3 separate regions of the Homo sapiens genome follow, and regions 1 and 2 are each linked to region 3. A link is a contact called in ENCODE Hi-C data. All regions are on one chromosome and are shown on one strand. The core of a region is the stretch at or near the end of the contact, and the rest is flanking DNA. Distances in the headings are between cores, read along the strand shown. Region 1 holds the start of RAD18 (RAD18 E3 ubiquitin protein ligase). Region 2 holds the start of THUMPD3 (THUMP domain 3 tRNA guanosine methyltransferase). Region 3 holds the start of CCDC174 (coiled-coil domain containing 174).

Evidence for each region. A loop is a pair of places that touch in the nucleus more often than their neighbours do. Pooled maps may share reads with other maps.
Region 1: a loop to region 3 is called in a pooled map, with 21 times the contacts of the local background. The contact joins the promoter of RAD18 here to the promoter of CCDC174 in region 3. A Hi-C loop is called at or near these places in 7 of 50 pooled maps.
Region 2: a loop to region 3 is called in a pooled map, with 18 times the contacts of the local background. The contact joins the promoter of THUMPD3 here to the promoter of CCDC174 in region 3. A Hi-C loop is called at or near these places in 5 of 50 pooled maps.

What each region holds. Positions count from the first base shown.
Region 1 is chr3:8,962,124-8,966,192 of GRCh38, reverse strand. It overlaps RAD18 (RAD18 E3 ubiquitin protein ligase), which reads left to right and starts at 2,721. Exons shown (of 13, transcript NM_020165.4): 1 at 2,721-2,858. The coding sequence starts at 2,808. RefSeq lists an enhancer at 2,704-2,873.
Region 2 is chr3:9,361,580-9,365,712 of GRCh38, reverse strand. THUMPD3 (THUMP domain 3 tRNA guanosine methyltransferase) reads right to left here and starts at 2,659. Exons shown (of 10, transcript NM_001114092.2): 1 at 2,586-2,659; 2 at 393-697. The coding sequence starts at 644. It also overlaps a transcript of SRGAP3 not described here. RefSeq lists enhancers at 2,210-2,269, 2,290-2,369, 2,440-2,499, 2,720-2,929.
Region 3 is chr3:14,650,267-14,654,458 of GRCh38, reverse strand. It overlaps CCDC174 (coiled-coil domain containing 174), which reads right to left and starts at 2,697. Exons shown (of 11, transcript NM_016474.5): 1 at 2,581-2,697; 2 at 1-33. The coding sequence starts at 2,622. LOC124909347 (a long non-coding RNA gene) reads left to right here and starts at 2,338. Exons shown (of 2, transcript XR_007095826.1): 1 at 2,338-2,790; 2 at 3,233-4,192. RefSeq lists enhancers at 2,385-2,454, 2,595-2,994, 2,498-3,156.

The DNA.
Region 1 (4,069 bases), core at 1,472-3,971, 5.7 Mb after region 3:
TCTGCCCATATATCACTTCCTCAGAGGGAGCCTCCCAGATCATACAATTTACAGTGTCCCCTCCTCTGTCCATTTTATCACCCTTTTTTATTGTTTTTACATCAGTTACTGTTTTATGCAATTATCTTACTCATTTTTTTACAAACTCTCTTTTTTTTTATCCTGGCTCCATGCTCACCCCCAGGCTGCCAGCTCCTGGAGAACAGAGGCCATATCTGTCTTACTCACCTCTGTATTCTAGCACCTGGTACAAGTGGAGAGTGGCTCAATAAACATTTGTTAAAATGAATGGAGGAAGGGAGAGATGGAGGCAGGGAGGAAGGAAGAAAAAAAATAAGGAAGGAAGGAAGGAAAGAAGGAACGAAGGAAGGGAGGAAGAAAGGAAGGAAGGAAAGGGAGGGAGGGAGCTCCTTTAATATCCCCTCTCCCATAACTAGAATGAGGAAGATGGGGCCTAGAGGAAGAGAGAGTGCTGGGCAGAGAGGAACAGGATGAAGAGAACCTGGAAAGGAGCTCAGGGGCCACAGGACATCCCCAGGTTAATCCAGGGCAGGCCCCACACTCAGTTGGGAGAATGCTTCTCTAATTAGGGTTGTCAGATTTGGCAAATAAAAATACAGGATGCCCAGTTAAATATTTGAATTTCTGGTTAAACAACAAATAATTGGTTAATAGGTTGTGTGCAATATTTGGGGCAGGTTTACACTAAAATGTTGTGTGCGGTTCATCTGAAATTCAGATTTACTGGGCAACTTGTATTTTATCTGGCCATCCTATTCTGGCTTCTCGCTGTGTGCTATGTGCCACAGAAGATTCCACTAAACACTAGCCTGCTTTTATTTTACATGGAACATTTTGTTTTTAGTCCTGAATAAGGAAGTACAATCTCTTTATTGATCTAACAGAAGGAGAAAGTCCATACAAACAGCAGCTTGTTAAGAGGAGAATGGCTCCCAGGGTTAGATAAACACCCAAGACAAACGCCTTTTCCTGAGCTCAAAGTGCGCTTGTTCTTGAACTTTCCTTCCTGGGCCTAGAGGTGGGCTTGATGGGATCTATCACCCTGGTGCTGCTGAAGATGGCAGGAAGAGAAATGCTCAGCCTGGGAGGAAAAGATTTATGGGAATGTGGGCTTAGTCGGTGATTCATCCATTCATTCAGCCTCACCCACCAGCTATTGGCAGACACTCAGAGATGAATGGCACCGCATCCTGTCCTGGAGGCTCTCCATAGATAGGGAAATGTATTTTGGCCCCAGGACTAACAAGTACTGCCTCCTTCCAAATCTGTCTCCATGGTTGAATGCAAAAAGTACATTCCTGTCCCTGTCTTTTCTCTCTCTCCCTTTCTCCTTACCCATTCTTTCTCTTTTTTCTCATCTCCTCTCTCTTCCTCTCTCACCTTCCCAGCCATTTGTCACCTTAAACCTAATTACCTTGTCCAACTAGTAGTGTGAAAAAAACAATTACTGGTTCACTCAGGCCACGGACCTGGTCTTAAATGCTTTTCCTTTGTCTCTCCAAGACCCCACTTCCTCCACATCCAGAACTATCCGACATTTTCCAGCTCAGCCTGGCATTCATTTGCGTTCATTTGCATGCCGTTCTATGATTGGCTGATACAAAGTGGGGGGCGGGGGTGGACACCGTAAACCTCCATTCCTCATGCATTTAATATAACATGTATGAAAAAAAGTATCTATATTTATATCTCGTTTAAGAAAAAAATTGTTCAATGATACTTGTTAAAGCACAATAAGGAAGACTTAATCAGGACAATTCAAGTAGGTATAGAGACCACTGGAACTGTGTCTTGCAATTGGTGAAAACTGGGCTCAACTCTGAATACAACATGGGCAAATGGAAATTTATAGCCAGGAAGCAGGGTGGGGAGCAGTGCATGAAAAATTACTAAGAGGAAACATCAGAGGTAACAGTAGATTCTTGCTGAAGAGGCCAGGGTGATCAGACATCAACTGGGGGATGGTGGAGGATGAGGAACACATCAGATATCAAGAGTGATCACATATCAAAGGTGGGGATTCTTGGTAACTTGATTTAGCAGGGTTTTTTGCTAAAACTGGATTTTTACAGGAAGTACACAGATTGGCCTAGGAGAAGGTTCAGGAGCCTGACTAAAGTTTGCTCAAGCAAAGAATCTTCGTCAATCTGCATAGGAAATATCTAGAAGGCTATATGCCAAAGTTAATGGTGCTTCTCTCCGAAGAAAAAGAAAAACCGTGCATTAAAATTTTAATATGAATAAAAGCAACAGCTCCCATTTAAAGCCCAGAGGTCCTGTTTGGAATCTGACTCGAAACTCTATCCACTTTTTCGGGCGTAGGCTTCTCTTGTGTAAACTGACAATGATAACATCTACCTCCCAGTGTTGTGATACGGGAGACATAAAGTAATGGATATAAAAACTTCTGTTCAGAGCAAGGACGGATAGTCACTGCGATTAGGGTGGGCGACCCGGAGGGGGGTCATGAGCCTGGACCTTGACAGATCTGGTGAGGTCTGGATTTGGTTTGATTCCTGGCTATCTTTTCTTAATATTCAACTGGCTCTACGCTTTTTAACCATTCACTTTCTTCAAGGTAAGTGCGGCAGAAGCCTGGCGCATGCGCAGTACAAGCCCTTAAGCGGCGCCCCGCCCACATACTACTACAACTTCCGGCAGGCTCCGCGCCCGCCTCTGGCGCGTCGCGGGCTGCTGACGTAATGCGGTAGCGCGGGGAATTTCGAGTGGTGTTGGAGCGCCGGAGGCTAGTGGGTGGCTGACCCCCAGCATCCTCGGGAGCGACCATGGACTCCCTGGCCGAGTCTCGGTGGCCTCCGGGCCTGGCAGTCATGAAGGTGAGTGCTTCGGGGAGTTTGGGAGCTCCCGGGTGTCTGCGGGGGGAGGTCCCTCCCTTTGAGGAGGATGTCCTCGCCTTAAGGAGAAAGGATGAGGCGCGAGCGTCGCACTGGGCCCGGGTATCCGGCTCTGCCCTGCCACTAGCCGACCGCGTGGCTCTGGGTCTCAGTTTACTCCTCTGATAAGTGACAAGGACAAGCCTGGTGAGCTGAGGTTGGCAGTCTTATGGCACCAGCTATTCTGCGATCCAATCCCAACAATAACATGGAGAAAAACAGTTATTCCAAACAATGACATCGACAGCTGTTCTTTACTGAAAGCTTACTTTGTGTCAAGCACTAAACAGTGACACCGGACATGATTTTGGGTGGACACTTTATCAGATAACATGTATGTAATCACGTAGCCAAGCAGGTAGTCTCCTTTACAGGCTCTTTCATTTCTTCTGATTATTCTCAATAAACGTAGTGCTCGTTTGTTCTGACATACTGCCCCAACTCCTCTCTAACACACCTTCACTCTTCTCTAACAATTGCTCATGTCTCTTAAACAGAGATCAGGACTCAGGCTCAGCGCTGATCTTGCATTGCGTCTGATTATTTCACTTAAATAACATTTATTTTTGTGGCCACTTTCTGTTTTGGCAAGGCATACCAGTTTCCATTTACAGTAGTGGTGGGCCCTGGATTTGCTCAAGAGCAGATGCACTTTGCTGTGCTGGATAAAGATCAGTTGCTTGGTGTTTCTTCTTGCTCTGTGATTATTTCCGTTTCTCACAGTGGCTAAGATAGCCTTCTTCTCCCTCAGTTTTGTAGACTTGGGGATTATAATACCTGTCCCACTGACTCATAAATTTGACTTTAGAATTAAGTGAAGGCTAAAGTAAGTAGAAGGCCTTGTTCTTCCTGCTGTCATCAGTGACGTCTAGAGTGCTTGGGGACTTGAGATATCTGCATGATGAGAAGCTGACATTGTGAAATGATCCAGGAAAGCTGTAGTTTTGGAGTTGTGGGCTTGGCACCAGGATGCAGTGGAGAAGAGCACAGATTTGAGTTCCAGTGGTCCTGGGTGAAATCTCCTGTCTGCCTCTTGACTGTATGACCTTCGGTTAGTAACTTAACCTCTCTGAGCCTGAATTTCTTCAACTATAAATTAGAGACAAAAATAACAGTTCATAGGATTGATTAAATAAATTAGTTGATGTATGTGG
Region 2 (4,133 bases), core at 1,410-3,909, 5.3 Mb after region 3:
GGCTGAGGCAGGAGAATTGCTTGAACCTGGGAGGCGGAGGTTGCAGTGAGCCAAGATCGCGCCATTGCACTCCAGCCTGATGACAGAGCAAGACTCTGTCTCAAAGAAAAAGAAAAAAAAAAGAAATGCTCAACTGGCAAGTATAATGCAAATATTCCAAAACTCCCCCCACCCCCCTCCAAAAATCTGAAACACTTTTGGTCCTAAGGGATACTGAAACTACAGTCAAAATTACAAATCAGTACTCAATAGAAAATGCAGTAACTTTAAAATCACCTGATTTGGGGCAGAGCAATGAAAATCAGAAAGGATTCCAGAAGGGTCTATAAAATGAAAAGTAACCATAAAATGATCAACTTAGAAAACTATTTTAAATATTGCTCCATTCAAACCTGTGCCAGACTTTCCACTGAAATGACAAAATATATCTTGCCACGGTCTCTGCTGATTTTGCATGATGACCCAAGTTTCTCTCTGACTTCATCTGCAGCTGTTTGCTCAAAGCCAGTAGGTACAGTGGCTCCAATAGTGACTAGAAGCTCAGATTCACTTCCGAGGTCACTTTCTGTCACTTGTACAGACTTCTGGTTCTCATGAAGGTTCACATCTAGGAGTTGGTTAGTGGCTTCTTCAATGTCACACATGTTGGCTGTGCTTCCAAGATCCCTAACACTGTCTCTTTAAAAGCAGTACTGTCCTTTAAAAGAAAAAGAAATAAAGCCCAAATATTATCATCTCATATTTCAGTTATAATTAAAAACATGGGCTCTGGAGGGCAGGAAGAACAAGGCAACACATCTGATAAACAGTCACCAAAGTAAAAAGGGTTGAATAAACATGGGCACAGAGTGCAGGCTGTAAAACATGATGTTATTATTAAAGAAGCAATACAGATACCATGGGAGAAAAAGAGACAAGAAGTATTTCCATAGCATGCAATGTTTGCTTTGGGGTAACCCATGTTGACAAAAGCCATTTCATAACTACGACAGAAACTGCAGATCACATTCAAATCCATTTCTGCATCTAGATGTTAAGAACATGGTTAGTTAAGAATATAGGGCTTGGCTGGGCGTGGTGGCTCACACCTGTAATCCCAGCACTTTGGGAGGCCGAGGCGGGCAGATTGCCTGAGGTCAGGAGTTCAAGACCAGCCTGGCCCACATGGTGAAACCCCGTCTCTACTAAAAATACAAACATTAGCCAGGTGTGGTGGTGGGAGCCTGTAATCCCAGCTACTTGGGAGGCTGAGGGAGGAGAATTGCTTGAATCCGGGAGGTGGAGATTGCAGTGAGCTGAGATCATGCCACTGCACTCCGGCTGGGGTAACAGAACAAGACTCTGTCTCAAAAAAATAAATAAATAAATAAAATAAATAATAATAATAATAATAATATGGGGCTTTTGGAGTTTCAGATAGATACAGGTTTGAATTCTTGCCTCCACCATCATAGGTTGAATGACTTATGGCAAATTAATTCTCCCAAACCTTCAAATGTAATTAAGTAATTAGTAATACCTCTTTCCTAGAGTCGTTAGGAGACAAGTGAGAGTAGTACCTGGTTAGGCCAATAATTAAAACTTATTAATAGGCTATCTATCTTCTTCCCTCCTGTGAAATAGCATTTCATGCATTTAAAAATGATTAACTGGGCTGGGCACACTGGCTCATGCCTGTAATCCCAGCACTTTAGGGAGCTGAGGTGAGTAGATTGCTTGAGGCCAAGAGTTCGAGACCAATCTGCGTAAGATGGCAAAATCTCATCTCTACCAAAAACACAAAAAATAGCTGGGCGTGGTGGTGGGCGCCTGGAGTCCAGCTACTTGGGAGGCTGAGGTGGGAGGACTGCACTCCAGCCTGGGTGACACAGTGAGGCCCTGTCTCAAAAAAAAAAAAAAAAAAAAAGAAAAAATTAAAAATAAAAATGGTTAACTGAATACTTACTATCTAATGATTACAAATGTTCAAACGCCTACTACTTGCCAGACTCTGGGATCCATAGATGGGCATCAGGAGAGAGATCTTGGAAGTAATCCGAAATAGTAAAACAAATTTCCTATGCATAAGCTTTTGTGTGTGCTTGGGGTGGGGGCCGGGGGAAGTATTAGAGAGGTGGAGGGGCCATAGCTTACACGAGATTTTCAAAAGGTCTGTGACTCAAAATAACTTAATTGAGTACAGAATACCTATAATGTCCTTGTGCTGTGCCAGCGATACACGACAGTGTTTAACACTACGTCAGTTCCCGCCGTTAAAAAGCTGACAGTCACTGTGAATACAATCTCCATCTTCTAAAAAATGCAGCTGAGGTCAGCTAAAGGACGCGTTCCGCACAAGGTCAGAGAGCCAATGAGAGGCGCAGAATGAAAGAGAACTCACGTCTCCCAACTCCCACCTACAGGGCCCGGGAATCCTAGGGAGCGGGTAAAGGCCTGGGAGAGGGAGCAAGATGGGCTCCGCCACGAGATCCGCCTGAAGTCCGGCTCGGCGCCGGCCTCAACTGCAAGAGGAAGGCCACCCCTCTCTCCCCAAGCTGAAACACCAGAAGAGCCACACTCGGCCGTTCCCAACCGCCGCCAGTTACCGGCCGCCAGCGAAGACCCTTTCAGCTCCCACACTCCATTGGCCTCTTGCGGTCAGGTCACGCCGCCGGAAGCCGCCCCCGGAAACGGAAGTCAGGCTACGAGTCACGGTGGCTCCGCGCTGGCGGCGGGTTCCCCCACAAGGTCTTGGGGAAAGGAGCATGCGCTGGAAGCTGTGTGCTGTTGGTTTTGAGGATCTTCAGTAAGCTGAAAGCGGAGAGTCAGGGGCCTTGTGTCCTACCATGGTATTTGCTAACGTTTAGAGAGTGCTTCCCCTTGCCGAGCACTGGGTAAGCGCTTCACATGCGTCATCTCATTTGGAACAAGTCTCTTTTGTTCTAGCACCTATGAAGTGGCAGAGACTGATTTCTGTTTTAAAGCTGGAGACACCGAGTCTCTCCAGCTTATTTAAATATCTTTCTCAAAATGTCATGCCACTAGTTCCTGATTTCTGTATTGCCATCACTATTTTAGCACTGTTTACTTCATATTTTTCTTTAGTTTAAAAAAAATAGAAATAGTGGGGCTCACTATGTTGCCTAAGCTGGTCTCGAACATCTGGGTTCAAGTGATTCTTCTGTCTAGCCCTCCTAAAGTGCTGGGATTACAGGCATGAGCCACTGTGCCCAATCAGATGAACTTTATTTCTCATAAAGGGTTGAACCTGGCCGGGCACAGTGGCTCATGCCTGTAATCCCAGCACTTTGGGAGGCTGAGGCGGGTGGATCACTTGAGGTCAGGAGTTTGAGGCCAGGCTGGCCAACATGGTGAAACTCCATCTCTACTAAAAATACAAAAGTTAGCTGGATGTGGTGGCCTGCACCTGTAGTCCTAGCTACTTGGGAAGATGAAGCAGAAGAGTTGCTTACCCAGGAGGCAGAGGTTGCAGAGAGCCAAGATTGTGCCACTGCACTCCAGTCTGGGAGCAAGACATCATCTCAAAAAAAAAAAAAAAAAAAAAAAAAAAGAGTTGAACCTGCATGGTAGCCATTTTGACAGACTGGGAAGCCTAGCTTCCAGTCAGAAGCCAAAAACAGGCACTTCCAGGGTTGGAAGAATAAGACAGGGATTTATGCTAAACACAGTGGCCAAATATACATGTTAAATAAACTGTAAGAGGGGTCACGAATATTTATGAAAGGAGCAATTTGTGCATGTGCAGTTGAGCTTCATGCCTCTCTGTGGATCCCATGTTTAAAAAATGGTGGCCTTAGCATGATCCAAGGGTAGAGTTTTCTACCGCTTGACTTCAAAAGGTGAAGCAGGGGATGTGAAAACCCTCACTGCACGTCCTCTGTCGACTGGCCAGAACCACTCCCTGGATGGTGGGTGATCTCTTATCAGGAAGGAATGCTAGTCGGTTGTTCTATTGAAACTGCAAATGGGAGGGTCAGCATCAGGCTGGTGGAGTGAGTCTTTCAAAAGGGCTGGTTTCTGTTTAACCCTTAGGAAAGAAAATCTAATGGCGATTATAGAGGGAGGGGTTATAAAGAGGTGTGTCCGACTTCCCATCCTGTCATGAGTAGGAACTCAGCTTCCAAGTTTTTTCT
Region 3 (4,192 bases), core at 1,448-3,947:
CTTTCGGAAGAGTTCAGCCTTAAGATCTACCAACTAGAATGAAAGCAGTAAGTAAACAAAAATATTAAATTCCTGCAGGTGACTGGATTGCTAAATTATTATAATTTCCAAAGGAATATTTCAAGTTCCGCTAAATGGACAAATATGGCTAAAAAACTAAATGTTTAAGTAACTAAATGTTTAAATGTAGAATCCAGTACACAAATTAAGCTAAGTCATGTTTCATTCTACCTCTGCTGCAAATGCATTTTTACTCTGACTTTCAACACTCGAGGCTTTCCTTAGGCAAGGAGAAAGTGATAAAGCAAAATAAATTAATAAAGTCTGCATCTTTTAGTTTCAGATTAAACTTGCATTATTAAGCACCTTCTCTCTGACTAGCACTGCACTCATTTCATCATCACAACTTATTTCTACAGTGAAATGCTGTAGAAATAACGCTGAAGAGCAGAACATAAACATGAATTAGACATACTCTCTGCCTCAAAGAGCCTACAATGTAACAAGGAAAGTAATTTATACTACCAACAAAATAAAACAAATGACTCTAGAGTGGAAGAAAGTAGCACATAAGTTCAGATAACAGAGCATTTCCTTCTGAGCAGAGTGATCAGAGAAAGCTTAGAGCAGAGCCTTTAAAGACACATTATTTCAACAGCTAGAAATAAAATAGACTGGGTGAATTATAACAGCTCCACGTTTGACTTAATCCATTTCAAAAACCGTAAGCTTGGCTGAATCACACGGTTCAAGAACAGGAAAGAAGGCCAAGGCATAGGGAGTGGGGCAGTTGGGTGAATATTAGTACCTTTCCCTCAGCTACATTAATTACCCCTGCCTACTCTGCAAAAAAGGATATAACAACAGTTTCCTTTTTAATGGTCCAGGTACAGCTGCTTATATGGATGGGCATTTGTAAATCAGATACTTCATCACTGTCTTAATCATCAGATACTTAAAAAAATCACTTTATTTGTTAAGGAAGATAAAAATGGCTGGGTTCAATTTCCGTTTTGGAAGAAATCGATTTAAAAGGTAACCATTTAATAATGCAAAGGGCAGTTTCACTGCAGACCCTAATACTGGAAATTTTTAAAAACAAATGAAAAACTTCTACTTTTTCTTCTAAGCTTACTTAACCACACCAAATTTTCCAGCCACATATCTTCCTAGTCTACAACTGCCTTTAACTTTAAGAGATGCTCAAAAAAATGTAAATTCTCAAATAGCATTCTTATTACAATTACTGCTAACCTGTCAGTATAGGTTGGCTTTAATATTTATAGCTTTCTGGTTCCTGATCTTCAAACAAAATAATAACTGGTACCAATTTTAACCAATAATAGTTACCAATAATAACTAGTACTCAAATATTGGGACACCTATATGTTTTCCTTCCTACTCACTTTGTGTCCTAATACTCTGAAGTAAATTCAAGATTAAATCAAAGGTTGGGCAATTTGCTCTGATGATGAAAAGGCAGCAGCTTTGGAGTCAAGTAGAGTGAGTGAGAAAGGGTCTATCACTAAGATTTCTTCCCCCCGCCCCCCGCCCCTTAGACGGAGTTTCGCTCTTGTTGCCCAGGTTGGAGTGCAATTGCGCGATCTCGGCTCACCGCAACCTCCGCCTCCCCGGTTCAAGCGATTCTCCTGCCTCAGCTTCCCGAGTAGCTGGGATTACAGGCGTGCACCACCACGCCCGGCTAATTTTTTTATTTTTAGTAGAGACGGGGTTTCTCCATGTTGGTCAGACTGGTCTCAAACTCCCGACCTCAGGTGATCTGCCCGCCTCAGCCTCCCAAAGTGTTGGGATTACAGGCGTGAGTCACCGCGCCCGGCTATCACTAAGATTTCTGTCTGTAAGCTGGGGAAAGCTACTTCATCTTTCCAGGCCTCAATTTCATCATCCATAAAACGGAGATATTAATAGCACCTACCTCCTAAAGCCATTGGGAGGATTCAATGAGATAGTGCATATAAAGTGCTGGCACAAAATGTGTACTTAGAACAAGTTTTCTTTCTAGAGTAGCTGATGTAATAAATCTGCTTACATCCTTTCAGACCTCACAACTCCCTATGCCTGCATTAACAACTGTTTAGTTCCAGGGAGGGCACGCTGGACACTTTCGGGTCCTGCGAAATATGTCACACTCTAAAGTTCTGGGAGGACTTTGTGGGTCCCTGGATGGAGGAGAAACCAGGAAGAGGATATGTCTGCATAGCAAAAAGAAGCTAGGGTTCCTCCTGACTGTAAGGGAGAAGGCTGACGAGGTGCAGGTCCTTGTGGGCAGGGCAGAGGTGAGGCACGGAGTTTCCTAACCCACGGGACACCAGGTTCAGATCCGTGTCCGAGGGTTCTGGCCCGGGCGCATGTCAGAGGAGAGTAGCCCAATTCAGGGTCCTGTAAGAAAACTGAACCGGATCCCCGCCGGAGAAGAAAATCCAGTTCGGGGGTTCCTGTTTGAGGGGAGAGGTCAGGTCTCTGGGTCCCCGAGTGAAGAAACAAGCTAGGTCGACATTCTTGTCTGATGGAGACACGGTGAACCCGGAGCCCGTGGAGTTACCTCATACCCTCACTCACCGAGGAGGCCGTGACGTCCAAAGGCTTTTTCCTACGGTCCATGGTCGTGGCAGAGGGTCCCGGTCCAGGAAGGACCCTTTCTACCCGACACAGGCCTCGTAAGCCTACCTCCGTCGCAACCGGAAGTGTCTTCGACAGCGACACTGAGTTTGCGTGAGTTTGCGACGCGAGTTTGTCAGCTCAGCGCCATCTTGAGAAGGTCAGAGTGTGGTGCGTATTACGTTCACCATCATTTTGGAAAGGTCATAGAGTGCGGAGGTTGACGCTAACTGCTAAGGTCATCTTGAGGGCGGAAGGTAACAAGGATTGGTGTGGGCGCCATCTTGAGAAGGGCGGAATAAAGCTTTTGATTGCGATGGACGCCATATTGGGTGGGGCGGATGTGGGGTTGGCGACAAAGATAACGCCATCTTGGGGAAGGCTGACGCTTAAGTAAGTGAACTCGAGCGTCTCGGGAAAGGTGGATTGGGAGGACCGGAAGAATCTTAACTGCAATTCCAGGACCTGCTGCCTGGCACTTTTCACACGTTAAATAGTTGGTTCTTAAAAGAGCGTACGAGATAAGGATTATTATATTAATCTTAGTAGAAATAACAAGAATAATAGCTAACATTAATGTAGTGCTTATTATGGGCCACTTTACATATTTCAGCTCTTAAGAACGTGAACTCCTGGGCCGGGCGCGGTGGCTCACGCCTGTAATCCCAGCACTTTGGGAGGCTGAGGCGGGTGGATCAGGAGGTCAGGAGTTTGAGACCAGCCTGACCAACATGGTGAAACCCCGTCTCTGCTGAAAATACAAGAAAAAAAAAAAATTAGCCGAGCGTGGTGGTGCGCGCCTGTATTCCCAGCTACTCAGGAGGCTGAGGCAGAAGAATCGCTTGAACCTGGGAGGTGGAGGTTGCAGTGAGTCGAGATCAAAAAAAAAAAAAACAAAGAACACGTGAACTCGAAAGCTGACTTTCTGGGTTGGAATCGCTCTTCACGGCTTACTGCTTGTGTGACCTTGGGCAAGTTACTTAACTTCCGTGTGCCTCAGTTTCCAAAGGGGGATATAATTTTATTTACCTAATGGGTCTTAGTGAGGATTAGATGAGTTAAATGAGCTAGTCTTGATAAAAATGTTAATGATTATGGTAGACAGACCAATCACCCTCACCCCGACTCCCAGATGTCTACCTTCTAATCCCCAGAATCTGGGTATATGGTGACCTTTATATAGCAAAAGAGAATTGGCAGAGATGATGAAATTAAAGCGATTGAGATGGGGAGCTAGCCTGGATTGTGCAGGTGGGTCCCCTATCATCAAAACCATCCTTATAAGGGGTAGACAGGATGGCCAGAGTCAGACAGAGATCAGAGATGCTTTGAAGAGGGAGAGTGGGACCACATGCCTAGGTATGCAGGAGGCCGCTAGAAAAAGCAAAGAAATGAGCCCTCCTCCAGAGTCTCCAGAAGGAATGCAGCATTGCTGACACGGTGATTTTAGTCTTGTAACACTCATCTCAAACTTCTGACTTCCAGAACTCTACCAGAATACGTTTGTGTTGTTTTAAGCCACCAAACTTGTGGCAATTTGTTACAGCAGCAAGACGAAAGTGATCATAATGAT